7 separate regions of the Mus musculus genome follow, and all the other regions are linked to region 7. The links are chromatin loops, found by intact Hi-C in ENCODE. Cell type or tissue: heart. All regions are shown on one strand.

What was found. A loop is a pair of places that touch in the nucleus more often than their neighbours do. Peaks named below come from ENCODE experiments on the same cell type or tissue, not always from the same donor. Only the 100,000 strongest peaks of a DNase experiment are listed, where the experiment ranks them.
Region 1: it touches region 7 in a loop (5-fold over the local background); 18 of 42 quality-filtered maps call a loop at or near these places.
Region 2: a loop joins it to region 7, with 4 times the contacts of the local background. A loop is called at or near these places in 7 of 42 quality-filtered maps.
Region 3: a loop joins it to region 7, with 4 times the contacts of the local background. A loop is called at or near these places in 17 of 42 quality-filtered maps.
Region 4: it touches region 7 in a loop (10-fold over the local background); 27 of 42 quality-filtered maps call a loop at or near these places.
Region 5: a loop joins it to region 7, with 2.2 times the contacts of the local background. A loop is called at or near these places in 8 of 42 quality-filtered maps.
Region 6: it touches region 7 in a loop (6-fold over the local background); 24 of 42 quality-filtered maps call a loop at or near these places.

Annotation. Positions count from the first base shown.
Region 1 is chr10:69,652,959-69,656,958 of GRCm38, reverse strand. The region is part of intron 1 of Ank3 (ankyrin 3, epithelial); the gene reads right to left. Among named protein-coding and RNA genes, the nearest start is that of Gm33464, 92 kb to the right of the region's middle. In heart, CTCF peaks have their summits at 451 (motif pointing left) and 1,909 (motif pointing right); no DNase peak of the experiment used is centred here; H3K4me3 peaks cover 487 bases; H3K27ac peaks cover 1,369 bases.
Region 2 is chr10:70,094,782-70,098,781 of GRCm38, reverse strand. Ccdc6 (coiled-coil domain containing 6) reads right to left here and starts at 1,661. Exons shown (of 9, transcript NM_001111121.1): 1 at 1,201-1,661. The coding sequence starts at 1,482. Gm51771 (a long non-coding RNA gene) reads left to right here. Exons shown (of 3, transcript XR_003948903.1): 3 at 3,932-4,000. In heart, CTCF peaks have their summits at 1,746 and 3,635; DNase peaks (open chromatin) are centred at 641, 1,211, 1,861 and 3,551; H3K4me3 peaks cover 4,000 bases; H3K27ac peaks cover 3,923 bases.
Region 3 is chr10:69,888,276-69,892,275 of GRCm38, reverse strand. The region is part of intron 16 of Ank3 (ankyrin 3, epithelial); the gene reads right to left. Among named protein-coding and RNA genes, the nearest start is that of Gm33416, 24 kb to the right of the region's middle. In heart, CTCF peaks have their summits at 2,090, 2,290 (motif pointing right) and 3,691; a DNase peak (open chromatin) is centred at 3,645; H3K4me3 peaks cover 398 bases; H3K27ac peaks cover 752 bases.
Region 4 is chr10:69,868,208-69,872,207 of GRCm38, reverse strand. Ank3 (ankyrin 3, epithelial) reads right to left here. Exons shown (of 43, transcript NM_146005.3): 10 at 1,009-1,206. Among named protein-coding and RNA genes, the nearest start is that of Gm33416, 3.8 kb to the right of the region's middle. In heart, no CTCF peak of the experiment used is centred here; DNase peaks (open chromatin) are centred at 1,027 and 1,677; H3K27ac peaks cover 302 bases.
Region 5 is chr10:70,243,182-70,247,181 of GRCm38, reverse strand. It overlaps Slc16a9 (solute carrier family 16 (monocarboxylic acid transporters), member 9), which reads right to left and starts at 1,906. Exons shown (of 6, transcript NM_025807.3): 1 at 1,804-1,906. In heart, a CTCF peak has its summit at 2,133; a DNase peak (open chromatin) is centred at 2,061; H3K4me3 peaks cover 2,189 bases; H3K27ac peaks cover 1,367 bases; H3K27me3 peaks cover 896 bases.
Region 6 is chr10:70,193,461-70,197,460 of GRCm38, reverse strand. No RefSeq gene overlaps it. Among named protein-coding and RNA genes, the nearest start is that of Mrln, 9.2 kb to the left of the region's middle. In heart, a CTCF peak has its summit at 1,513 (motif pointing left); DNase peaks (open chromatin) are centred at 590 and 1,960; H3K27ac peaks cover 406 bases.
Region 7 is chr10:70,294,908-70,298,907 of GRCm38, reverse strand. The region is part of intron 2 of Gm40687 (a long non-coding RNA gene); the gene reads right to left. Among named protein-coding and RNA genes, the nearest start is that of Gm33704, 3.5 kb to the right of the region's middle. In heart, a CTCF peak has its summit at 1,893 (motif pointing right); a DNase peak (open chromatin) is centred at 1,917; H3K4me3 peaks cover 382 bases.

The DNA.
Region 1 (4,000 bases), 640 kb after region 7:
AACGCGTGGGTTCCGCAACACACAGCAGTACTCTGAATTCATACAGAATAAATGGAGCTTCTCCCTCTGGCTCTCTGTTAAAAGGTAGAATTGTGCAATGTGGCCCGAATTCCTGTATCTGGCATTCCCTCCCCCTCTCTTCTCTCTTCTCTCTTCCCTCTCTCCCTCTCCCTCTCTTTCTCCCTCTCCCTCCCTCCCTTTCTCTCTCTCCTCTCTCTTCCCATGCCTCTCTGCCTCCTCCCCTTCTTCCTCCCCCCCCCCCCCCAGCAATTCCCTGGACAGAACTCCTATTAAAGGATGTTCAGTTCTTAACAGAATGCTGAAAATAGTGGGAACTGACGTATATAAACAGCCCATAAGTGTCAGTACCCATTTGTAAGTGCAGCAAGAAATCTAAATTCCTGTCCAGTCCAGTCTCCCTGCTGTCTGTAACACTGCCCCCTAGTGTTTGCAAAAGTGCATGGCCAATGACTTGCTAGCTCTGAACTGTATTTGGTAAGCTTCAAAACTCTAAGCATGTATGACGATATGCCCACTTTTGCTTTCTCTATCATGTGAGATTTACTCTCTTTTCCTGTCCTTTGTGGCCACTGGTTTATTCTCATTCGGAAAAAAATCTTCAGAGATGTGTCTAAAACCGTATTAATTAGAAAGTTTCAACTTGCAATGACTTTCTAGAGCTGAGTTTGCCATTTTAAGCAATAAACACATTTTAATAGAAAAATGTCCCAGATAGTTGCCATTGACATTGTATGTACTTTAAAAGAAAAGAAAAGAAGAGAAGAGAAGAGAAGAGAAGAGAAGAGAAGAGAAGAGAAGAGAAAAGAAAAGAAAAGAAAAGAAAAGAAAAGAAAAGAAAAGAAAAAGGAACCTAAAACAACCGCAGGAGGGGCTGGGAAGATGGCTCTATCAGTGAAGTGCTTCTTATAAAAGCTTGGGTCCCCAGAACCCAGGTAAAGGGGGCTACCACATGATTTAAGCACCTAGCCAGCCCCAGAGAAGCAGAGAGGGTAAATCCCTGGAGCAGAGTTTGCCTGTCAGTAGAGGCAGTCATCTGTGAGCCCTAGGTCAGTATGAAACCACACCCCAGAAATCAAGATGGAAGATTCCCATAGAATACAGCACTAAAGGTTGGTTTCTAGCATGCCCATGCAAGCACACACATCAGCACAAGATGAATGAAAACACACACATGCGTGCACACAGTTCAAAACAAAGCCTTTACAAGCTTCCCTAGTTTGGATGTGCACAGTCCGTATGAGTAGGCTTGGACCCTGGGGTAACAGTAGCTGGGGCTACTTCAGACCTTTAGGACACAGAGCACAAGGGGGGGGGGGTATCTCAGGTACTCAGGAATGTGTCCTGGCAATGGATTGTGGCAATTACTCTCTTTTGACTCTTGGGATGAGGGGAGTGGATCTGCTTTGCAATAAACCCCAATACGAGGTGCCACCCCATCCAGGCTTCAAATGCCAGAACAGTGACTGCAGGCTGGACTCTGGAGAGCTGTGAAGCTGACGTCACCTCCTCCTACTGATTGAGTGTCTCAGGTACACCACAGCGATAACTGGAGAACACAATGGCACTTTCTCTGTTGGACCTAGGCTTTTTATCATAAATTAAGGAGAGTATTCACATCTGTTTGTTTTGTTCCAAGACTCTGTGTCAAAGAATCATAACAAAAATATGCACCCTTGCTACATGCAAAAAATCCAAATGCCTTTAAACCAACCACAAACTTGTGCGTCACACTTCCAACAGAAAAAGGAGAAGCAGCTTGGCCAAGAACTGCTTGGAAATACACAGAGGCACAAAGTCGGTATCCCAGTGCCTACCCTTAGATTGCGCTTCCTCTGGAGTGAACGGTTTTCCTCTGTGTTTGGAATTTTAATGCAATTTCTTTTTGTTGCTAATTTACCATTGGCCACTAGGGGGAGCGGTTGTTCCTTTGATTCTTCGAGCATGCTATGAAAAGTAGTCTTGGATTTTCTTTATGAGGCTTAGTGTAACATAATTTTGAAAAGTAAACAACTAAAGGTCGTGGGCATCCACGGAGCCCTTGAAAGTCCTAATTTCGTGTTGTTTCCGTCAATCAAATAGCTGCTCTGCAGAAATCCCACATTGCTCATTTTTATGGCCATAAATTAGATTTCTGAAGCTTTGGAGGTGTGTACAAACATGTACATAAGCATACACGGTTTTGTATTTTATCTGTTTTAAAAATGAGTGTCTGCCATCATCATAACCATGTAACTGTAAAAGGAAGACACCTGGCCATGTTCCAGAGCTGGCTTTATCCTGTGACAAGCTTTGATTCTGCGGCAGGTCGGAAGATCCAGCTTATTAATACTTTGAGTCATAAGAAAAAGATGCATCTGAAACGCTTACATTTAAGAAAAGTCAGAACACAGTGCTTGGGACCTATAAGGTTCTAGTAAGTACTTCAGTTGACAGCAGGGATCTCTCCAGGGGAGGGGCTGGAGAGATGGTTCAGTGGTTAAGAACATTGACTGTCCTTCCAGAGGTCCTGAGTTCAACTCCCAGCAACCACATGGTGGCTCATAACCATCTGTAGTGGGATTTGATGCCCTCTTCTGGTGTGGCTGAAGATAGCAACTGTGTGCTTACGTGCATAAAATAAATAAAGCTCACTCCATCATAGAACCATTCCTAAGTCCTCACTGACAAATTGAAACTAAAATTCCTATTTGTACATCACACCAGCAGGGATCCCCAAATCTCTGTAGTTCCCCCTCAGGCAGGAACTTCTGCGTAACCCCCAGATGCAAGGTCCCCTCAACAGGGGACCATAGTAATTCTGCCTTTTTAGCTCAACTGAGTCATGAGGGAAGTTTCTACAGGAACCCAAGAGAGGGTCAGTCTTGTCTCCTGGGTCTGCCACCAGCACATTAATCGGGAACAGAACACGGCCACTGAAGACAGACAGCAGCTCTCTGGTGTCTCACTGGCTGGAAGAGGACTCAGAGACACAGGATGGGCTGTATGTTCAGAGTACGAAATGCAATCATTGGTATTTATCAGCAGTGTTGGTCTCCAGGAGCCACTTACTCTCTCAAAAGGACAACCTCTGTTCAGGGGAGCAACAGCAAGGGACGGCCAGGCAGCCTGGGACCTGCTGAGCACCCACTCTGAGAACACAGTAAACCCAGGGGCTTGGTGTCTTTATTCCCTAATCCTTCCTATACTTGGTTATTCATGTGGAGTTTTAAAATGTAAAGAGTTTTTCTACTTTGCAGCCATAAAAAAAGGCCAGTTTTTTAAAGGCACCCCCAACACACACACACACACACACACACACACCTTCTTTCTTAAAGAACAGAATAGGAAACATCTCTTTTCAAGCAGAAAACTATCTCATCTATCAGAATGGAATATGTGCATCCAATGGGTTAAAAAAAAATCATCTCTCAGAGCAGGCTCCATCATGCCCCGTGGCCACATTCCTCACCAGGGCCAGAACAGCCTCACTGGGACTAGGTTAGCACCCATCTGGGAGCACCTGGTATTTTTCACAAAAGCCACGAGCCTGTCTGTCTATTCCTGGGATTACTGCGGAGTCCTAGGAGTCCCAGATTGAAGACGGATTCCGAGACTTTCTGGCAACAATTGTCAGTTGAAAAGGACACTCAGTGACAGCTTTATCAAAATGCAATTGTTGACACTCCCCCTCCCCACCCACTCACTCTCCCTCCCTCCCTCCCTCCCTCCCTTCCTCCCTCCCTCCCCTCTCTTTGCTTGCTCTGCATTGCAGACCTTGCAGCTGACTAAGTCTCTCAAGCAGCATTGGCAAGACAGGTTTTTGAAGGCAGACCCAACCCAAAAGGTTGTTTGGGGCGGGGTGGGGTGGGGAGGGGGTATTACCTAGAGGAAAGAGATCAGACCCTCCTGCTGTTGCTGTGGGCAACCTCAATAAGAACATCTTTTTAAAAGGTGGAATGGAAGCCAGCAAGTACCTGGCAGCCAAGTGCCACTTAGACGC
Region 2 (4,000 bases), 200 kb after region 7:
ACCGGCTAGCTACACAAACCAAGGCAGCCATATAGAAGCCACAGGGCACACACACACACACATATCACTTTTTCTTGGCACAAGGGCAGCTTAAATTTGTCCCGTTCTCGTCTCCAGGATATGATCCCTGACCCACCACCAAATCTCTTTTTCTCCACTGGAAGGGTTTCATCTAATCAGCTGTGTGCAAGCGGCTCTGGCAATTTATCCTCCTTGATTCCTTGACATTTTCTTTCCGTGCTGCTGGCTGGGAAACTGTTTTGATCTGAATAGGGTTGTCTGTGGGGGATTCTGCATGTTAATGATGTAGAGTTGGCAAGGATGGGAGGTGAGAGCACAACGCGTACTTTTTCTAGTTACGTTTCGCCTCATCACCGCTACGGGGGCCTTTCCACTCGGCTACACCAGGAGGCTGATCTCAGACTAATCTTACCCTCTTCCAGGGGAGCCTCGAGGGGCCAGGTAGAAACAGAACAGATGGCCTGTGTTCCCGTCAAGTACCTAGACTCACAGGCAAGTACTCCTAAGACTCTCGAACCAATGAAGGAGACGCACGTACATCCTTGCTCAGCCAGGCAGTCCCAGCGGCCACCCTCCATCCTGGTTTCAAGCTCCAACCCTGTCCCAGCCAGCGCCAGACGTTACACTCCCCACTACTCTGTACCCGCCCACCCTCCGGGCCCAAAAGGACAGTGATTCCGAACGGGGTGCTGGTGTAGCCTCAGTGCCCGCCCTTCCCTTTCCATCCTGGCCAGAAAACTCCACTTCCCGGATTCCGGGCCACTCTCTCCCTCCCCCAGCGCCGGCGATCCAGCAAAGCGCCGTCCTCCTGCCAACTGGGGACCCAGCCCAGTGGCACACCCCGTCTCCCCAACTAACCCCTGGACAGACCCCAGCTTCGTCCACTCACGGGGGCTCCGGAGAGGGTGTCCCTCTATTCGGAGCCTTCAGGCACCCTAGGGTTGAGAAAGTCCCACCCCGCCCCCCCCCCAGCCACGCCGCCAGCCTCTAGCCCTGGCTCGGAGGGACCTCCACCCTAGGCGACGAGGGGACGTTGGGGAGTCTCCCTAGGCACCTCCAACACCTCAAGGGAGGGAGGGCGCTCGTGGCCCCAAGGCCCGCTCTCTGTGCCCGCAGGCCCGCAACCCCGCACGGGGGCGCGCACTCGGGGGTCCCCCCTGGTCCGCGGGGTGCACTCACGATGGTCACGCTGGCTTTGCGCAGGTCGCGGTTCTCCTCCTGCAGCGCCTTGCACTTGAGTTTGTAGGTCTCCAGCTCTATCTTGAGCACCTTGTTCTCCTGCTGCAGCGAGGCCAGGCGGTTGGTGAGCTCCTCCAGGCGGAACGGCGAGATGACAATGCCCCCCGACTTCCCGCCGCCGCCCCCGCCGCTGCCGCCCGAGGTCGCCGAGCAGGACGACTGCATGGCTGCCGGGCCGCCGCCCGCCGCGTCCGTGTCGCTCTCGCTCGCGCTGTCCGCCATGGCTGGGCGAGTGGGCGCGGGGAGCCGGGCGCCGAGGGCCGGGCGCGCGGCGAGTGGGCGCGCGGCGAGTGGGCGCGGGGCCGGGCGCGCGGCGGCGGCGGGGGAGCTGGGGAGCGGGGGAGCTCAGAGCGCGGCGCGGGCGGGCGGCAGGGCGCAGACGCGCGGCGGCGGCGGCGGAGAAAGAGAGGGCGCTTCCCGCGGCCGCGCGAGCTGCTCCGCCAGGGAACAGAGACCCCGCCCGGACTCGGGCAGTACTGCAGCGCCGGGACTCTGGCGCGCTCCGCGGGGCCGTCCCCGCAAAGCCCCAGCCCCAGCGCTCTCCTAGCAGCTGCACACAGACGCTCGAGCCCCCGCCGCCTCCCCGCGCACGTGCTCCCGCCCCGGAGGGTCCCCTGCGTCCCCGGGCCCCAGCCCCCCAACACACACACATACACCGCCGCGCCGCGCCGCCTCTTCCGGAGAAAGGCGGACCCCACGCAGCGCCAGCCCCGCAGGTGCCGGGACACGTGGGAGGGGCAGCCGGGCTCCTTGGGCCACCCCACCCTCCCACCCCCGCTCAGCTGGAGCCTGGCACCTTGGATCGGCGCCGGCGCGCGTGGATCTCCCCCAGGGTGCCCCGTGCAGACCGCGCTTGGGGCTGGGAACAGAAAGTTGCACTGCAGTGGGTCGAAAAAGAAGAGTATCTGTGTGTCTGTCTGTGTGTCTGTGTATCTATTTCTCTCCCTCTCTGTGTGTCTGTCTGTGTTGTGGCATGTCGGCAGCCACAGGTTAGCCTAGCTTGCCACAAGGCCCCGGTGCGTCCAGTTGTTTGAACCAGGCGCCACCCACCTTTTTCTCTTTACCTCCTGCAAAGACTCTGCACCGGTCACGGGGATAGGATTAAGAAACCAAGATTTGTCTAGTTAAAGAAACGGGAGCTTTATTTAATTTTTTTTTTTTTTTAATCTCAGAAGGGTTGAAACAAACTTCAAGTACCAATTTTCCAAAGTAACTGCAGGCACAATGCTAAACAAATAACCACGATTAAGTGAGGGGAACTGTATAACCATTATTATCCGCTGCTCTCCAACTCCTACAAAACTCCAGGAGCTAAAAAATAAAACCGTAATTACTACTGTAGAGAGCCCAGCTTCAAAGAATCAGAAATTCAAATACTGTTAGGCCCCTCCCTCTTAGGAGAGCTTGCTTGTAGGAAACAGGCCTAGCAGGTGAGAAGGGTCTAAACACTTCACCTCCTGATACAAAACAGCTTTCGTTTCTGGGGGAAAAAATGGAAAGTGAAACTAACCAGGCGGGCTTTATTATCCAAGTTTAGTCGACGGAAGAACAAACTCATGGAAACAAAATGCAAAATAAAGGGGTGCGGGATGAAAAGTGTTTTCTGGCTGTCAACTGTTTTATAGTTTTATAAAGCGCTTAGCCATGACTACATGGCTTTCCTGGCTCATAACCTTGTCTTTAAACCAAATTGGATCCAGTGGTTAGACATGTTTCGTCCCCACTGCTAAATAGGAACTGGTCTCACCTCGGAATAACTCTTAACCTGCCAGGGGTGAAACCTTGACCTCAGGTTTACCAAGATGGCTGCCTCTAGTCAACAACCCAGACATGCTAACTTCGGTGAGCCCTCCCACCCCCCAAGACGTCTCCTAGGTAGGCTTGAGTTTAGAGCTAGGAACACAGTCGGTGAAGCAAAATGTAACAATAAAAGTTAAAAATCCAGGGGAGTGCAGGAGAGCCTTTGGCTTTGCTCTCCAGCAGCAGAGCACCAGTGTAAATAATCCTCTGCTGAGGGAGCCACTTTGTCACTGAAGTTTACTTGGCTCCTTGACTTTTGCCATGTTGGGTCTGGGACAGGAGACACTCGGCTCCTTCGGTTACAGGACGCTTCTGGAAAAGCAGCTCGCGGGGTGAGATGGATGGGGTAAGGGGAGCACTGCCCGGGACTGGGGTTTAACTGCATTCTTTCCGCTTTATTCAGGGCAGTCTGGGGTGGGCGTGGCTTCCATACTTCACAAGTTTCTATTGTTCTTTTCTCACCCCACCTCCAGATTGCGGGGTTTGGAGGGCTTACAGCCCTTGGAGCATTCTCTCGGGAGTGAGGGGTGGGGACTAGCTCTCTCCGGTTTATCCCTAAAACTTACTGCCTTGGGAAGCCGACCTGCAGGCTTCCAGTCGGCAGAGGGGTGGAGTTTGAAGTGCCTGGTTTTCTTAAAGGGCCCGTGTCAGGCTAAGCTTGAGAACATCTTGGTCTTCCTTAGGGGAACTACAGTTTTGGCATGGTATCTGTAGTTAATCATCGGCTTGAGAAGATATTAGGAGAAAATTCTCATCTTCTCAAGCTTCCCTGCTGATACAGATGAGAATAAATTGGAGGATTCTTCTCCCCCATCCTGGTTTTTATTGTTACTGCAGAACAGAAGCTTACCTAATTTTCTACTTCTTGTAGAACTGATTCCCCTCATAAACAGACGATTTGTCACGACGCTGGTTCTGTAATAGCATTACAATGGAAACA
Region 3 (4,000 bases), 410 kb after region 7:
CATGCCGTGCGTCTCCCTTTCTTGTGGCTCTCTTTCACCATACGGAAAAACATGATGAAGTAAAGAAACTGCTAAACCAAATAGTCTCATTAGTGCAGTTCTGGGTTGGGAAAAGTGCAATTTAAAGTAACAGAGTTGGCATGCTGCTGGTTTCTGGAAAGGACATCTATAAAAGTAGGTGCTCAATAAATATTACCGCATTTAACTGGGGCTTCAGGAGTAAGCCATATGTTATCAAGGGGGCATGCTCAGAGCCATTCAAAACTCCATTCCTCAAATCAGTTTACTGTCTGTCTGTTTTGATTTGAAAGGTGTCCCAGTCTTCATGTGCTGGAAACCCTCCCACCCGAACCCCCTCCCCCATCAGTGGTGTTGGGAATGGGGACCTGTAAGTGATGGTAAGGATGCAGGAGGGTTTGTCCCCCAAGAGGCTCTTACAGCTGAGATGGAGGGAGGGGGCTGTGGAGGGAGGGGGTTATGGAGAGAATGAGCTTTTGAGAAGACGAGTTTAGCTCCCTGCCACTCTTTGTCCTTCCACTGTCTGCCATGGGATGACACACAAGACCCTTTCAGGATGTGAACTCCTCGATCGTGGCCTTCCCAGCCTCCAGAACAGTGAGAAGTCTCCTGTTCCTTATCAATATGGTGTCAGAGCAGCCCACAAAGAATGAAGACACCGTGTACTGCCTGCAAGCTGCAATCTTTAATCTTCATGGGAATTGTTTTTTTTTTTTTTTCCTCATTGATTCCTGATGGTCTGTCTGACCCTCTGTAGTCGATAGCCAGACCCATCGCCCTGCAGATATTGAGAGAGATTATTGTTTTGGGTTTCCCTGACTTGCCTCACTCATTCCACCAAGAACACTTTCCCATAGCCTGCCTACGAAGATAGCACAAGGCAGTCAAAAGCTCAACTCAAGGGCCATGCCCTCAGGGAACTCGGCTGCTTCTTTTTGCCTCTCACTTTCCAACACCCAGCCACCACTTTGTCTTTGACCCCTTTAACCCCAGTACTGGACATTTAGTGACATTCTTTCCTTTACATAGTTGTCTCTTCTTGCCACAGTTTGAAGCTATCTAGGGCACAGGCTATCTCCTCATAGCGTGTTTCAAAGTGACAGGCACGCATCGATTAAAGGAAGAAAGGAGACTCTGCAGTCAGAATTAGATGCTCCAATGCTCTCGGAATATTCAGCCACCCTTCCCTCAGATGGTCCTGATATTCTGCTATAGACAGAGACTCCTGTTAATGAGTTGGACCTCGGAAGACTTGAGTGTCTGACCTGAGAAAGTGCTTCTGGGACTTTATCATCTACAAGAAAGTCAAGATTGCACTGTGATACGGACACGAACTTGACCATAGCGAGTGGAAGTGAAGAGTGGAAATGTCACCTCTAGACTCCTCCGACTCGCCAAGTCAGGGCAGAAGGAGGTTTTATAATCCTATTTTTAGTCTTGACCTATTGCCATGTAGAAACACCAGCTTACCCTGAGAAACGTTTGGCCCTCTGACCAAATGCTCCGACACACCCTTCAGGGACTTAGGCCTCTGTAGTTCAGAGGAGCACTGGACTTGGCCCAAGGCTACAGTGTAAGACATGAGGGCAAGAGACAGTTCACTACCTACCAATCCCTCCATAAAAGAGAAAGTTCACAAAGCAGCATAAAAAGAGGAAGCAGGATTAGTCAACATGCCTAACTCTAACAGTGTGGGTGGTAAAGATGAGAGAAGTCCTTACCAGGAATCGTCTTTGTTTTTTACATTTATAAAGGACTATTCAGCTGAGCCCAGGTGTGGCGTTGCACGTGTGTAAGTGCAGCATTTGGAAAGACAAGGCCTGCCTGGGCTACATGGTGAGACCCGTCTCAAAAACAAAAGGCATCAATGAAAGAGAGAGAAGAGAAGGAAACAAAAAAAAAAGAAAAAAAAAAAGAAAAAGACCATGTGTTAGTCACTTCCCGTCCCCAACCAGGAAAGGGTTTGCTATCCTCTCAGACGTGACAATCTGCTGTCTTCTAACGTATCCCACAAATTCTAGGCCCTAAGGAACCATTTAAAATGCTCTAGCATCTCTACAATGTGTGTCATGCCAGACAAGATACACATTATTCTTTATGGTTCTCAACTATCCCAAGACTAAGACCCTGTGATACTGTTACTCATGTTGTGACACCCCCCCCCCCCAAAAACCATAAAATTATTTTCACTGCTACTTCGTGGCTGTAATTTTGCTACTGTTAGGAATCATAATATAAATATCTCACGTGTAGGATATCTGATGTGCGACCACCAGGGGTCGCTATCCACAGATTGAGACTCACAGCTTTTAAAGCTTATCCTGGTTCCATCGGAGGGACAAATTATAGTCTAAGGTAAGAGAACCAAGATTATTTCAGAGACTCCGAGGAAATCCTTTCAATAAGAGGCAAGGAATTTATCTGGAGCTTCCTAAACTCTGTTTTCAGGAAAGCAAAAGTGTGCTTGGTTCCTATCTCTCCTCAAGGAAGATGTACTAATTTGATAAACCAACCAGGGAGAGCCAATTATAGAATAATCCTTTAAAGTGTTTTTATCTTCTCAAAAAATATTTTAATTATGTGTATGTGTGAGCGCAGGTGCCCACAAAGACCAGAAGCTGTTCTTAAATCTGTTGGATCTTGAGTTATGAGGGCTTTGAGCTTCCTGGTGTGGTTGCTGGGACCCAAACTCTGGCCTCTGTAAGAGCAGTATACTTTGAACCACTGAGGCATCTCTGCAGCCCAATCAAAGCATGATCTTACATCTTTACTGCCTCACACTCTAAAACAAAGTATTTGTTTTTATTTTATGTGTATCAGTGTCTCCCTGCATGTATGGGTACCATGTATGTGCCTTGTGTGCCCAGAGGGCAGAAAAGAGCATTGATCCCTGAAACTGGAGTTGTAGATGGTTGTTAGCTATTATGTGGGTCCTGGGAATTGAGCCCAGGTCCTCTGCAAGAGTACAAGATACTCCTGACTGCTACACCATCTCTCAAATCTCACTTCCCGAGATTCTTGCTGAAGACGATATCTGTCACGTGAACCTATGCGAGTCACACTACAAACAATTATCAAAAGCAATAGATGGTATTTAAAACCCTACTGATAGTCCCCCACCATGCCCCCACCCCACAGATACGTAAAGTAAGAAGTATGACCAGTTACTACAGGCTCAAGTGTTGCTTTCTAATTAGCCTCTCAATTCTGCCAGCAACCAAGCCAGGCTTCTTTCTAGCATAGCTTCCTGTCTCTGGAGGCAGATTAGGTAAAAAATAGATCTTAGCATCCCATTATCCCTTAGCATATGTACTTTTTAGCATCCCAGTCACCTAAAGTCGCGCATCATGTTTCTAGGAAGTGTATAAGGTACCAGCGATTTTGAAAAGGGGGTGAAGAAGAAGGGTGTGCATAGAGGGAGCAGCTGGGGTGTTAATGGCACCCTATGAAACTCTGTCTACTGGCATTCAGAATCTGAACTTGCACTTGCGGGGGTGAAAATGGTAGATGATGTATGTATTCCTTTTATTGAAAGAAAACCGTGCCCAACTGAAAACTACATTTCCCAGCATCTCTTGCGTCAAAAGTAGCCAATGAGAAAGATCAGAAGTGGGTGGGGCTTCTGGGGAAGATCTGCAGTCCTGTGACCTTCCTGTTACTTTAAAAGAGGCAGAAGTGAGCTTTGTGTTTACTCCCTTAGTGCTGGAAAGAATTCAGCTGTTGAAAGCACTGTGTGGAGGATTGTTCCCCTAGCAGATAAGCCAGTCTGTCACTGAGATAACTGGTCTTTGATAACAAGTCTCTGGCTTGCAGTGCTTCAGGGACATCGGGACATAAACACTGGCCCAAGCAATGTGCCGCGATACCGAAGATCAATGTCCCATTAGAAAAGTTGATGCTTAATTGACTGTGGCCCCAGGTCAATGGAACATAACAGAGTTATTATTTACTGGTCCTGCTCTCTGACTACTGAGCAGTGAGT
Region 4 (4,000 bases), 430 kb after region 7:
GAAGCAGAAGCCTGCCAGGAAGGGTTGGCTGGAGTCAACCTATACCTCAAAATCACTAGTCAATCAACGTCTTCCCCGGGACTGGGCATTTTCGTTCTTTCTCTGAGTGCCTGGGCTTACTCTGAATGAAATGTCAACACTTTACTAGGGATTATTTATTTCAACCGTACTAAGGGTTATTTACTTTAACAATAGCAAGCATTGTCTTATTAAAAAACAAAACAACAACAAAGGTTAATATCATTTAAGCTCACAAATTCTTGGACAAATAGTATTATTATTTTTTAAGACAGGGTCTCACTATGTAGCTCTGGCTAGCCTGGGACTAGCCAGACCTGGCTGGCCTCAAACTCAGAGCTCTCCTGCTCTTGACATTATGCCCAGCTGTCTGTTTATATGCATGTATGTATAATGTATATATGTATGTATATGTGTGTATACATACATACACACACACATATACACATGCATGTATAAATGTATAATATATATGTACATACATACATATCATTCATACATATGTACATTATCATTATTTTTATCTGAAAGAAAGTCTCCTTCTGTAGATCAGGCTGATTTTGAACTCATAGTAATCCTCCTGACTCAGCCTTACAAGGGCTGGCAGTCATGTCTAGTTTGCTTCAAGATTCTATACGTCAGAAAGAAAACAACAAAACCCCTCTAACTGGAGGAATCATAACATTACCGCAGTGAGGTGAATGAAGCTGTTCAGGTCGGTCTTTTTTATAACCGTTTAATGTCAGGCTCTCTCTCAGGTAAGAGGAACCTGAGTGGGGCCCTGAAGAACCAGCCGTTTTGCACTGTCAGCTTTATTCCCACCAGCACAGGAGGCTTTGTCTACTCCCAAGGACATTTGGAAAGATTAACAAAGTACAGTGATTTAATGGGCATTCCGTCTTTGTCTCTGGAAGAGCAATCCCTCCACACGCGATGCATCATGTGCCGCTGGCAAGACCCTCGCTTGGGTTGGATGGCAGGACTACTCACCAGGGCTTTGGCATTGGGGCTAGCTTTCTTATCCAAAAGAACCTTGGCAACTTTGTAATGGCCGCAGTGGGCAGCCACATGGAGGGCAGTCAGGTAGTCGTTGGTGACGTCGTCCACGGGCACGTTGTGCTGGAGGAGGAGTTGGACGCAGTTTAAATGGTCTCCTTGTGTGGCCATGTGCAGTGGCGACAATCCATTCTGGAACACGGAAGGGGAAGAGGACTCATTGTTTTTGTTTTTTTGTTTTTTTTGTTTTTTTTTTTCTTTTTAGCTCAAATGAGGCAAATAACAGAACAAACAGGAACATGTTAAAAACTCTGATGCTTCATTTGGAAATACCTTACGATTTTAAAAGGCACTGACAATCCTTTTGAACGGCTCCTGCTTTAAAAAGAAAACTTTTCTTTCTTGTGTTAAAGAAAAAAAAATAGTCCAGGGTAGTTTCTTTCCCCAGTTTAAAACTTATATGGTTTGTACCAGGGGCCAGAAGTTACTATATTCCCAGTAGGATTTATCATTTAAAAATGCAAGAAAAAAAATAGTGAAAGCCAACTCCTAATCACTGGACTCTTGCTGTTTTTTTGCCCTTGCAGAACATTACCGAGCTTCAGAAACAAGACTACCCTGTGGCAGGGAAACCTTCATCCATTTCTAGAAGTCTGGCGCCCCCATGCGTCAGCAAGTAAAAGGAAGCCACTGACCCAGTGAAGAGTCCGCAGCTTAAATCATCCTGGCTTAATAATAGTCACGGGCAGCATGAAGATTGAAGATTTATTTCAAGATCTCAGAGAAGAAATGAATATAGGAGCCCTCAGGGTCCATCTCCAGCACTGAAGGGAAAATTGTGAAGAATGGCAGTCACCCCTCAGTGGTTGGATACGTGAATCAAGGCCAAGCAGGCTAACGTGAGTCCTTTCGAGCTTCTGTTACGTATGGAAGCAAAGTGGGAGAGCCCAGAGAGTCTCAGCAGGCTCATTTACCACAAGGGAGGTCTAAATTACCAATAGTATAATTTAGCACATTAAATAAGCCAAATAAGCCGTTTCCTCTATGATAACAACAAATTCTGTTTTCAAAAAATGTTGGGACGTGTGCCCAGGGGATCCAGGAACACCTGACTTTTCCAAGACCAGCTATCCCCCCTACATTTATTGTGGCATGAGAGGAAACATTCATAGACAAAGCAATGTGAAATCACTCAGCCATCTCACTACCACAAATGGCTACATATTTCAGATACCCATATTCCTTAAAGGCAAGAGATTTATGATAGTATTTTCCTATACTGCCTAGCGGAGTTATGCAGATAGAAAAGGGGATATAAGCGTAATAAATATTGAGATGAATTTAAACACTTGGGCAGCCATTGGGGAGTTGGAATGTTCCTGCCTCAAGCATTCTCCTCTATTATCCTGAACCAAAGGAGACACTAAAGGTGTCGCCAAGGGCTGGGGCATTTCCCATCTGACACTGCCCCACACAGATCCTCCCTCACTTCCACCAAATCCTCCTTTGCTTTATGTTTTCCTGTAGTCTTAGAGGAAGTGCAAAGTAAACAAATCTCAGAGAACACAGGACTTCTCGGAGCCTGCCAGTGGGAAACATTGTCAAAAACAAAAAGAGGCTCCATCCTAATGAGACTTAACAATCAATTTGATATACCTAGAGTTGCCCAAGCACGAATTCTCAACTGTAGGACTGTCCAAATCATCTTAGCCTGCGGGCATGTCTACAGGTGATTGTATTGATTGGCAACTGACATAGGAAGGCCCAGCCCTCTGTGGGTGGCACCATTCCCTAGGCAAGTGGGCCTGAGTGGTATGAGGAAGCTAGGTACACATAGGCCTGAGATAGCAAGCAAGCGGATGACCTAGAAGTGTAAGCCAAATAAACCTTTTCCTCTCCAAATGGCTTTTGGTCAGAATATTCTATCACAGCAGGAAAGTGGAAACTAGAACACTCACGAATGATGTATAGAATAATGATGTATGGCTGGAAAACTAACTCAGTGTCACAGGGAATGACAGAGAGACGAAGACAAAAAATTCAAGTGGCCCAACGGAAAGGGCTCATATTGGATATGGTGACTGAAGGATGGCTTCCGGAGTGATAGGCTTTCTTAGCTCAGCAATATAAAAAAGGCTTAAGGGATCAGACAGATTGCCTTAAAGCTAGGCTTACAACAATCTGTGACTTCTCTCTCAGTACAGATTATCTAGTGTCTTCATAAGTGCTGTGTACTAATCTAAGAACTTGGGCTGAACAAGAAAACGTTCTGACGTTCATTCTATCAACGAAAGCCAGGTAGCAAGCATGTACCAACAGCAGCAGAGAGGTTCTCTCTAAATGGTGTAAGGAGCACCGATGGGGAATGAACCCTGCCCAGATGACGCTGACTTAAAGACATGGTGAGCACAGGTAAGACAGACAATCAGAAAGGTCTGTTTGGTGGGTGGGCCAGGGATGTGGTGGAATTTGCAAAATGTGTGCCACACAATCTTCAGGACCTGAGTTTGATCCCCACATAAAAAGCCAGGCGCGGCAGCACGTGCCTGCCAAGGCATTGTAAGGACAGGTGAGAAGCTCTCTGGAGCTTGCTGGCCACCCAGCCCGGCTTTAGGAATGAGCTTCAGGCTCCCCGAGGGATCCTGGGCACATGCACACCTGTACGTGAGCATGCTGAATGAGGTTTAACAACCAGCCCTCTGAAATGACAAAGCTCTCAGGGCACCCCAGAGCTCAACGCCTAGGGTGTGTAGGCTCCTTGCTATGACCAATTTTAAGTTGCCCTTGTCACTGTTAAACATGGAAACAAGGAGAGAGATGCACATTTGGTTTTGTGAGCTGACATGAGGTTCCCCTAGACTGCGGGATTTGGAAAGGGCGGGCAGGCTTATCCTTCAAATCTTACACAGTGGTGGGGATGGATAATCAGAGTTTTAATATTTTAAATTAGCACAAACTGAGGGCCCGGTGTATGGACAGGCAAATA
Region 5 (4,000 bases), 52 kb after region 7:
ACTGCCGAACAGTGGTGGCGCACGTCTTTGATCCCAACACTTGGGAGGCAGAGGCAGGTGGATTTCTGAGTTTGAGGCCAGTCTGGTTTACAAATTGAGTTCCAGGACAGCCAGGACTACGCAGAGAAACCCTGTCTCAAAAAGCAAAACAAAACAAAACAAAAAACAGAAGAAGAAGAAGAAGAAGAAGAAGAAGAAGAAGAAGAAGAAGAGGAGGAGGAGGAGGAGGAGGAGGAGGAGGAGGAGGAGGAGGAGGAGGAGGAGGAGGAGGAGGAAAGAAAGGAAGGGAGGGAGGAAGGAAGGAAGGAAGGGAGGGAGGGAGGGAGGGAGGAAGGAAGGAAGGAAGGAAGGTAGGAAGAAAGGAAGAAAAGAAAAGAAAAGAAAAGAAAAGAAAAGAAAAAAATCCAGTCCAGAGTTCCTAATTTCACTCTTTGCCATCTTACCACGACCCTGAGGAGGAGGAGGAGGAGGAGGAGGAGGAGGAGGAGGAGGAGGAGGAGGAAAGAAAGAAAGAAAGAAAGAAAGAAAGAAAGAAAGAAAGAAAGAAAGAAAGAGAGAGAGAAAAGAAAGAAAAAAAATTTAAAAATCCAGTCCAGAGTTCCTAATGTCACTCTTTGCCATCTTACCACGCCCCTGGCCCTTTCTATAGAACCTTCATTAGAGACGAGTAGGATCCCTGTCTCTCCACTTACCCAAACACAGAAGGATGGGAAGCAAGGAAACCTGCTCTTCGGACATCGGCGGTGCTGAATATACAAGTTATTGCCAGTTGGCAGGTGAAAAGATTTTATTGTCTAATTTCTATTTGCTAGTCGAGGGTGGTTAATGGGTACCGACACTACTCTCTGCGCTCACAAAGTGTTTAACGGAGGCTGTAACCAATCGGCACACCCTTTCTTTCTCCAACCTAGCTCACTCCGTCTGTTGCCTAAGAGTATCTGAGTGGCCTCTGCTCTGCTCTGCTCTGCTCTAGGTGAACATGCCAATCTGGGCAAGTCAAGATGTCTAACTATTACCACTGAGCTGTAGCCCATCAGATGGGCCCAATGAGGCAAGTAAGATATCAACATAAATAATATGTAAATAATATCTGTAGTGTAAACACTGCCTAAACTTTCCGGATCATTTGTGCTGCATAGACCTGACATTCCAAGAACGAAGTAAAATCCCGACCTGATTGATGGTCAAGTTCCATGGCTTGCTGTTTCCCCTGAAGCCTCTGTGCATGGCTAAAACCAAAGAAGGGTTCCCTAGGCGAACCAGAGCTGAGGCATGCGCACCAAAATCCTTCTAAGTTTTGTTCAGGTGGCGGAGGAGCCGCCTGGCCGTTAGGCTCCTACACCCTGTAGCGCAGCCCGGGTGCTGCCCTGCCCGGAACCCAGCAGGATCTGCCCGCAACGTGAGCTGCTGTCCTTGCAGTTTACCAAACCTATGCGCCCCAGCCTGGATTCTCCCCAGCACCTGAGCCCACCTCCTCGGGAGCGGCCTTCTGGGAAGTGAGGACCCACTTGGGTCACACGTAGAAGGTATCCCAGGAGACTCATCTGGTGACATCCGAGCTCTCATCTCCCCCATTCTCCCTGCAAAAGGCAACCCTACGAGTATTTTTGCAGAGGCAGTTACTCTTTCTAGAAGAGGGTGCAGAGTGCTCCGCGGCGCTCTCAGGACGCTTTCAGCCCGGGCAGACCAGAAGCCGGCCGGTAGCTGTGCACCCGCGGGTGACAGCACCGCCTCCTTTCGGTGCAGTTTGCAGGGTGAGGGGACAGCTCCCGCCGGGACCTTCCCAGTTCCTGGGGTTTTTACCTGAGTCCCGGCCTCGGCTGGGGCCGCGGGCGCAGCTCCGGCCGCAGCTGCTGATCCGGGCCCTGCGCTGGGCGAGCAGTCCCGCTGCGCGCAATATACGGCCGCCGCCCTCTGCCCTCGGGACACATGGAGTGCAGCCCGCCCGGCCGGCTCCACCTTCCCCACCCCCACCGCCCACCCCGGGAAGTCACTCCCGGGGTGGTCCCACTCTCAGATCTCCTCTGCAGGGGCACCCTGGCCAGTCTGAACCGGCTGAGACTGCACGCCCGCTGGGGGAAGGAAGAGGAGGCGGAGGAGGAGGAGATGGAGGCGGTGGAAAAGCCGGCGGTAGGGGCGCTGCGTCTACACCCGTAGCTTAAGGCCCGGCTAGGAGTGGGGGGAGGGCCGGACCCGAGTCCCCTTGGTCTCCCGAAGCTCTCCCGCATACCCCCCGCCAAGCACCGTGTGCATTTGCGAGGAGCCTGTGTGGAACTGAATACAAGGGTCGCCTGCTCTCCCTGGCTTCCCTGGGTCGCTGGGAGCCTCCTGGCCAGAGCTGTACTCGTGGGCAGAGATCCCAGAGGAAAGCGAACTAGAAACCTAGAACTTTGTGAAGTTGGTACTCTTTGGCAGTAGGGAGTATAAGATGCCAAGGGCTTTCCTTTGGGACAACTCCGCGGGAAAGGCGGGTGTCCAGGAGGTCGAAGAGGGAGGGAGAAGTTATGTGAAGACCGTCAGGTGTCTTGAAGTAGAACCAGGCTGTCACTAGCTGTGGTGCAAAGCAACTCACGCTGGAGCTACCTACCATGCATGGCTCTCTGCGCTGTCACCGAAGCCCACTGCAGAAAACTTTAGGGTTCCAGGGGCTAACGAATGTGTGGACACCGTTCGCTCCAGGGATATGTCTGCAATGTGGCGTGTGCTCACCCTCTGCCCCATTAACTTTCTGTCTGTTGAATTCTTGAAGAGAACTATGTCTATCTAACAGCGTGAGAATTCCCTTCATACCACGCAAAGCCTGCGTTCTTAGGCGGCAAGGACTACCTCCTGCAAAGTTAAGAGTTGAGCCACCTAGGTCTTTTCAGCTTATTTCCTTATCTATGATATTTTCAGAATCTTGCCTGCATCGTGGAGAGTGGGGGAGGGTTGAGAAGTCAGAAAAGGTACGGAATCTGGCCATGCCCACCACCCTGAGAAGTGGCTTTAGCGCTTCTCTCCAACACCCCCTTTCTATTCAGGTTATGGAGAAGTCCTCTCAAACATATTATTCTTGTCCCCGGAGAGAGCTTACTTGCCACCCCCAGCACCCAAGTATAACTAAGCATGACTGCAGCTGCTGTCAAAACCATAGCACCAAAGAGGTAGAGGCTACCCTTATTAGAAAGCTCCGGGTCTCACTTAGAGACCCTCTCTTCAAAACCAAGGTGGACTGTTGCTGAGAAACACACACACAGACACACACACACACACACACACTCAAAGTGGAAGAAAAATCAGAAAAATACTTAATAGTAACAGTAGCCCACTGTGGTGATTCACACCTATACCCAATTGAAGAGGCAGATCGCTGGGAGTTCAGGTCCATCCTGGGCTACATAATGAATTTTAGGCTAGCCTGGGCTACAGAGACCTCATCTGAAAAGAAACACTACCAATTAAAAACAATAACAAAACAGTGCCCATGGAAGGCAGGTAGTATCCAAACAAACAAAAACCTTATGGGAGGAAAAAGAAAGGAAAAGCTGTCAGCATCCTAAAAATGTGTTTGTGAAGAAGAAAGGGGCTCTGTATCCACTCCCGATGGTGGTCTCATTTAGAACGGATGACTTGTGTTCACTCACGGTATCTACAGCTGCCTGAAAACCTATCTCATCTCCCCCTCTGTGCTTCAGGAACAGGTACTTTGGAAAGCTTTCCTTGATCTGCATAGATTCCAGCTGCCAGAGTACATGCGGATGCCCTCACGTGCAGATCAAACAAGTTACTGTCTGTGAAACTGTTTGGGAAACCCTGCCTATTTGCATCCTCAGCTGTGTGAAATCAGCACAGGCTGTTTGTTCCCTTCTGCTCCCAGTGTCTCTTAACAGTAAGTGGGAGGGGCCTGTCTACTCAGGCCAGTTCATGCCCGTCCATACAGAATGAAGGAGTGTCCTTATGCAACGGCAAGGTTCCTGCTTTACTGTGAAACAGAACCCTGAGGGCTAGACTCAAGCAATGG
Region 6 (4,000 bases), 100 kb after region 7:
AGCCAGCAGGACACCAAGTGTACCTCAGAGCCACAACATCAGAGGGCCGACCCCTCACCCTGCATCTCACCCAGACTTGTTTTCTTGTGGGGTTTATTTTGCTCATGAAATGGCTAAGATCACATGTTTCTGGAACTGTACCTGAGAGAGACATTTCCCACAGGGTCCTGAGACTCCCAAGGGAGTGCCAGTTTGCTGTGTGTCGCCTGTCACTTTCATTTCTGGCTTGCTCCTGGCCCGGAGCTGTGCTTGGGTGATGTGAGCTTCCCACATAAACCACTGCCTCCACCTGGCAGTGTCCAGAGAGAATCACCAAGCACCAAGGGTTACTGCATGTCCAGACTTCGTAACACCACGGTGTCCCTCGGTCATCTGTGAAGTTTATGCTTGAGAACAGCACGGTGAAGACACAAACCAACCAGCCACTCCCCCAGATGCAAAAACATCAAGCTCAAAGAAGTTTTAAGATTTTTTCTATTGGGCTGCACTCAGGGCCTTTCTCAGGCTCCTGCGGTCACATGTGGACGGTGGGCCAAGAGACGGACATGCTTGCTGGACAGTGGAGCCTCTACTGACCTCAGGCCAGATGTTCTGGGCAAAGCTCATGAGAGCCAACAGCTGACATCCAGGAACACAGTGATCTGGTTGTAGAACACAGACACTTAAAAACGAAATTATATGGGGCTGGAGAGATGGCTCAGCGGTTAAGAGCAGTGAGTGCTCTTCCAAAGGTCCTGAGTTCAAATCCCAGCAACCACATGGTGGCTCATGGCTATCTATAATAGGATCTGATGCCCTCTTCTAGTGTGTGTCTGAAGACAGCTACAGTGAGCGTACTTAGATGTAATAATTAATAAATCTTTAGACCTGAGCAAGTGGGGTTGACCGGAGTGAGCAGAGGTCCTGAATTCAATTCCCAGCAACCACATGATGGTTCATAACCATCTGTAGAGCTACAGTGTACTCATATACATAAAATAAATAAATCTTTAAAAATTAAAGGACAAAAATCACATACAAAATGAAGATGATCCTCAAACACAACACTTTTTAAAAAATTTATTCTTTTATTTTCTTTGAGACGGCGTCTCCTCTATTCCAGGCTGGCCTTTCATACACCAAGTACTGACCTTCTTGCCCGTCTCACCTTCTAGTGCTGGAACTGCAGGCAAGCACCACCACTTCTGGTTTGGGGGTGTGGGGAGAACCCAAGGCTGTGGGCACGCTAGATAAGTGCTCTACCCCTAAACTACGTCCCCAGCGTCTGTCTCTTCTCCTGTTCACCAGGATATTGATAGCGTAGGCAGCCACACGGTAAATAAAACGATGGAACGTGCAGCTTGAAGTCTCTCCTGAATTACACAGAAGAAACTGGCAGGCCATACAAATCAGGGCTGTTCTTACAGAGGTAACACGGAGATGGGGGTGGGGGTGGGGTGTCTCCCTGCACAGCCCTGGCTGGCCTGGAACTCACAGATGATCCTTTTGTCACTGCCTCCCTCTAGTGCTGGGATTAAAGGTATGCACCAGGAAACTCTGGAGAACCAGGACTTTTAAACAAGCTGGAGTTAGGATTTCTATAGAGCTGGACTCGTCTCCGTTCAGCCTTCTAAACCAAGAGACCCCATCTTGTAGACACATGGAACACATTAGACCAGTGGTTTTCAACCTTGCTAGTGCTAAAACACTTAAATTCAGTTCATGATGTGGTGACCTGTACTTTCTGATGGTTTTAGGCAACCCCTATGAAAGGGTTGCTGACCTCTGAAGGGGCTGCAGCCCATAGAACAGCTAACAGAACCCAGGAACACTGGTCCTACTTTGTAACTTGAGGTTCATTTATCAAGGTCCCCAGGGTACATTTTTCTTATTATCTGTACCAGTACGGGAACTTCTGGTATATGCCTCTCTCCAAGCCAGACTTTGAACTTCTGTTCCTGTTTTCTGTGAGCAAACACAAGAACTAGCTGTGCTGGGCTTCCGGTATTTATCACATGCCCTCTCCAAATAGCTCACAAACTCAGAAGCCTGCAGGTCTGTGCTTTAGCGACTACAGTGCTGAACAGAGGGGCTCGGAAGAGGATCGGGCACAAAGTCGGGGATGACCGCACAGCCTTCCAGTGTGTAACTCTTTCTAAAGAGACCAGGAGTCTTTTTTTGTTTTGGTTTGTCTTATTATTTGAATTAAAAAATGCAGCAGGGCGTGGTGGCGCACGCCTGTAATCCCAGCTACTTGAGAGGCTGAGACAAGAGGATCTCAAGTCCTGAAGTTCTGGGCAGTAGTGCGCTATGCAGATTGGGTGTCCGAACTAAGTTTAGCATCAATATGGCGACGTCCTGGGAGCGGGAGACCACCAGGTGGTCTAAGGCGTGTGTGTGTGTGTGTGTGTGTGTGTGTGAGAGAGAGAGAGAGAGAGAGAGAGAGAGAGAGAGAGAGAGAGAGAGAGAGAAAGAGAGAGAGAAAGAACCGGCCCAGGTAGGAAACAGAGCGGGTCAAAACTCCTGTACTGATCAGTAGTGGGATCGTGCCTGTGAATAGTCCCTGCAATCCAGCCTCTGGGGGACAACATAGCGAGACCCGTCTCTTTAAAAAAAAAAAAAAAAAAAAAAAAAGGAAGAAAAAAAGAAGAAAAATGCCTTCTAATTCTCCATCAATGCTCCAGGCCAAGTCAGGGGATGATTGATGGCTACCCGACACCCCAACTATCTGACTTTTTATGGTGTCATTCGCCGGAATCCCTCACGAAGCATTGCCACCTCACAGGACTCTGGAAACACAGAGAACCTGGATGTGGATGAAGAAACCTTCTGTCCAGGGTCACCTTTCTCCAACGGGTCAAAGGACCAGGTGGCTCTGCAGCGTCGTCGGCAGGTAGGGCAATCCTGAAGCTTGACTAAAGTCTCCCTTGGGAATTCCCACTGGGTACACACCACATAAGCAGCCAACTCGCTTGCCCTGGGCAGACTTCCTTTCTGCCACTGACCACTCCTTGGAGCCCCTCCCCCATCCAACTCGTGAAATTGGGACGGAGACTCCAACCACCTGTTCTGAACCCTGCCTAAAGGTCAATTCCTTTAGAAGTCTTCTCTGACCCAAGGCAAATTCTCGCATTTAAAAAAATGGGGGGGGGGGCAGGGTGGATTTAAACGACTTGACTCACTGAAATGGTTATCAGGAATTCCTGAAGACCATATTCCTTAAAGGATTCCACTCCTGTGTCCTGCCAACCGCAGCCTTACCAAAACGCCACACACCCAACACATGGACACTGACCCCAAATATCCCTACACAGATCATCCCACATATTATTTTCCTGACCTACTGAAGCAATGCAGACATGAGTTGTATCAAGGTAGCCGCTGCTGCGATGCAAGCTGTCTTAAGTGAATAATTGCATTACCTTTTATTGATTTTGTGTATGTATGTACTGAAGGGCTGCGGAGGTCAGAGGACGCCTGCAGGAGTTGGCTCTCTCCTATCACAAGTCCAAGGGTTCAAACTCAGGTTGTCAGGCCTGCAGCAGACACATTTACTCTCTGGGAAATTTTACTAGCCCAAGGGTAAACTTTTCAATAAGTAGGAATACATTTTAAAATTTACCAATTACTACGTACAAATGATGAGTGATGTTTACACAAGGTTGATGTCAAAGACTGATCCATACCAGGCTACGTACATGACCAACTACAGCATTTCATGACAGCCTTGCTGCCAAGGTCACTGTAATCCTCTGGGACTCATCATCATCCCTGAAATGTCCTATGGCATGTGCCAGTGCATATTGGTCCACGTGAGACATTTTGGGAGTGTAGCTTCCATTTTATAACCCCTTGGGTTTAACTGTTTGAATTTGAAAACACAGTTCAATTACAAGTTCAACATCAGGGTGGGTAGCCAGTGGACCCGGGTTCAATTCCCAGCATCCACATGATAACTCACAACCACGTGTAATTGCAGGTGTGAGAGACCCAATGCCCTCTTCTGGCTACCGCATGCACG
Region 7 (4,000 bases):
CCCGGGAGATAGATGAGTATCTTTCTACATAGGGTCATGAAACAGGTCTTGGGAAAGGCTTTCTAGTATAGGTTAAGAGGACACAATTTAAAACAGATCTGCTTCTCCCCCACTCCCTGACCTGGCCACAGCCATACCTTCACCCCATCATTCAGCTTAGTACAACAGAGACCACCCAGCCTAGGTCAGATGGTTGTGAATGGTCACATGGGTGCTGGGAACCAACCCTGGGTCCTCTGAGAAGAGCGGCAAGTGGTCTTAACTGCCGGGCCATCCACCCTGCCCCATCTCCACCCGTTCCAGTGTCCTCTGTGAGGATGCCTTACTTGCCAGTGTTGAGTTCTGTGACTCACTGGCTGAGGCTGCCTCCGAGTCTGCTCCCGCACCAGGATGGGAACTTGCAAGTCCTGAGTTAGACATCTCAGCTCCCAACTTCTCTCCTGATGCCAGGACTAACAGAAGATCTTAGGTACTGTTCAGAAGCTCAATACCTTCTTCCCATAAACCTCTAGCCTCTGCCCCTCAGACATACGTACGTGTGTAGACGTATAGATGTGTAAAGCTACAGATGGTGCACAGACATCCGACCTCCTGAAGTGCCTCACGCTGACACACCCTCGCGGAGAAAGGACCAAATTCCGTCACTGGCTCCCATTGATGAACATCTCCCATAGAACCCACATAATGAGAACTTTTATGCTAAGGTTGGGATGTCAGGTAAAAGCTTAAATTGTTTCCCTACAAAATTGGACTTTAAAGGCTTTTGATGCCTTAACGGAAATGAAAAATACACTTAGGAACTCTAAGTGCTGGGGCCACCGGGTGGGAAGGACTTTGTATTTCTGAGGTACTCTATTTAGCAAGGCCTCCCAAAGCCACCGTGGCCATGGGGAAACTTCTGCTCTGGCAGCCATAAGCCTCAGTAAAAACTTGAAGCAAAGAGCAGACTCAGCTTCATGGGGTCATCTCTCCTGCAAGACCCGGCAAAGTCAGGGTCTGGGGCTGATTTTATTTCCAGTCTGAAATTGCAGGTGGCTTATGACTCAGGGGACAGGGGTGTGCAGCATACAGAAAAATCATTGAGGGAGAAGGAGGGGGCATGTGTTGCCCAGCTCTGTTGATGAAAACCACTGTTCCTGTCCCTTGTTGGAACATGATTGAGGAACCTTCTGTGTGTTCACACGTTGTCCCCATGCATAGAAGCCAGAGGAAAACTTGGGGTGTCATTACACAAGCGCCATCCATCCACCTTGTCTTCAGAGACAGGTCTCTCCTTGGCCCGGAACTCACCAAGTAAACTAGAGTGGCTGGCCAGCCAGTGGAATCGGCTTGTCTAAACCAACCCAGAGTTGGGACACCGATCCCCTGTGTGAGTTCTGTGGTTCAAACTCAGGCCCCCCAGCTGCAAGGCAAGTACTTGACTGACTGAGCCATCTCCCTAGCCCTCACACTCCTTCCTTGATACAGGGATTTCCAAGCATATAAGGCTTGGAATAAGACAATATTATTGTATTGTCAAGCATAGTAGGCTGCAACCAGCCTTATCAGACTTTATTATCTTTACATATTTGCTTATTTTTGTTGCTTGTTTGTTTTGGACTGGTCATGGCCAGAGCTAACTCCAATGGACAGACCACATACATTTAGGCTTAGGACAGGATTCTGTCTAAACGACAGAGGAGCAGCCTGGAATTTATGCTTCCTCTTTGTTCCGGCTGTAGTCACTACAGCGACTGAACTCTCCGCAGGCAGCTCGACCCCTAGGAGACGGTGCATATTCAGTAACAAATCTCATTTCCTCTCAGACTAAAGGCGATTACAAAAGCCAGCTGGTCCTTCCAGGCTGTTCTGCTAGGTGAGACCTAGATGCGGGAGGCCATTTTCGGATTTTTCACAAGTACCACAAGGTGGCGCAAGAGTACAGGGAATAACTCTTATGCATGCAGGGCTCGCCCTATGGAGAAGACCGAAGGCAAAGAAGCCCCCATCTCAGGTGGCTCGAAAAGAGGCCTGGGTAAGGCCTCAGCTCACTACGCATCTCCACCTATCCTCAGGAACCCAATGGCGCCTGTGTTCAGGAGCTCAAGGGTGCAAGTAAACTATGCCTGAGTCTTCAAGGAAGCTTTAAAGAGGGGTAAGGCTCAGCTTCCATGGCCAAGGCAGGGCTAACAGGCCAGGTAACTAATATAATTGCACCGGGAGCTGAGCCAGCTAATATGATTTTGGCACAACCTGCACACGTTAAAGGCTGGGAAGGTTGACAGAGGAGTGGGGGTGGGGCGGGAGTTGGGGGGCGGGGCACCAAATCCCCAGAAAGCTGGGAAGGGAGGGAGGGAGGGAGGGAGGGAGGGAGCGAGCCTTCCTCATAGGCCTGTGGGGAGGGGTCACCACATGTGGCCTCTCTGTGCTCTCTGGATTTTGAGATAGACTTTTAAAAAGTCAAAGTCTCTCATTAATCATCAATCTCATTAATTAGTCATATACTGATTACATGTTTAGCATTTTGTGCCTCTCAAGCAAGATGAAACAGCAAAATTAATTTCTCCTGTTTCTTTTCTTCTAAGAAAATGTCTCGCTGTATATTTGGTACATGTACCTTCTTCAGATGCTGCCATTCAATGGTGCTTGAGAAATACTGAAGTGCTTCTGGTCCACTGAGGAAAAATAGAGTCTTTAGTCCCTCGGCTCCCGTGTCCCGACTGCCTGCCTGAAGTCCTATCCAGTTAGGCTGGGGGCCTCTTGGTTCCCTGTGCCCATTCCAAGGTGCCCACAATGTCCTGGACCCCAAAGAGGTTGACATTCTTTTTATTGGGGGGGGGGGGTTCAAGACAGGGTTTCTCTGTATAGCCCTGGCTGTCCTGGAGCTCACTTTGTAGACCAGGCTGGCCTCGAACTCAGAAATCTGCCTGCCTTAACTCCCAAGTGCTGGAATTAAAGGCATGCGCCACCATGCCCTGCTGAGGTTGACATTCTTGGTGGTAGCAGCAGAGCCCTGAAGATAAATGTCAGGCTCTTGCTTGGGACGCCTTCCTTAACCTCCGAGGCTGCTGCAGAGGGAGTCGTCAGCTTTTCCTTGCTGGGATGAGATTCCTGAGAGAAATGATTTGGTAGCCTAACAGTTTCAGTGCCCTTGGCACCCTCCCTCAGACTACACAGGACACCCCTGGAGTGCACACTGCATTCTGGGACTCCACACAAAGCCCACCTCCAGTCCCAGCCTCTGCCTGGCACCTTGGACTCCTGGACTCTGCTAACCTCTCAAATTCAGAATGGCTTTCTCCAAGGAATACTGAGATGAGTGTCCTGGTCCTCGGGTTCCCCACCAGCAGCAACACCTTCAGGTTAGGCTACAGAATGCAGAAACGGTAACGAGGATCCCAAAGCTCATTTTCACACACACACACACACACACACACACACACACACACACATGAACTTTTTATCTGACAATTAAATTATAATTGAGCATCCTAGATTTTATCTGGCAAGCAACATAACATGCTGCTGTAATGTTGTAAACCAAGAGCCGCTCCGACTTCTCTCCCTGACTCCCACCTACACAATCAGCACCTTTAACATTTTCTCCTATATGAGATCCATATGCACCTGTGAAGAATATTCAAGGGGCTGGAGAGATGGCTCAGTGGTTAAGAGCACAGACTGCTCTTCCAAAGGTCCTGAGTTCAATTCCCAGCAACCACAGGGTGGCTCACAGCTGTCTACGATGGGATCCGATGCCCTCTTTTGGTGTGTCTGAGGACAGCAAGAGTATGCTCACGTACATAAAATAAATAAATAATTTTAAAGAAATATTCAAATGGTCAGAAGAAAATGAAGGGTAAGATTTCTCCTACAAGACGCAACCATTCCTTTAGTTTTCGTCTATATCATCCCCAAAACCAAAATGCATAAGTATGTGTATGTATTGCCACAATCCCTGCCCTGGAAGAGACACCAACAGCGTCTACCCCTTCTCCTAAGGTCCTGATGACAAACTGAA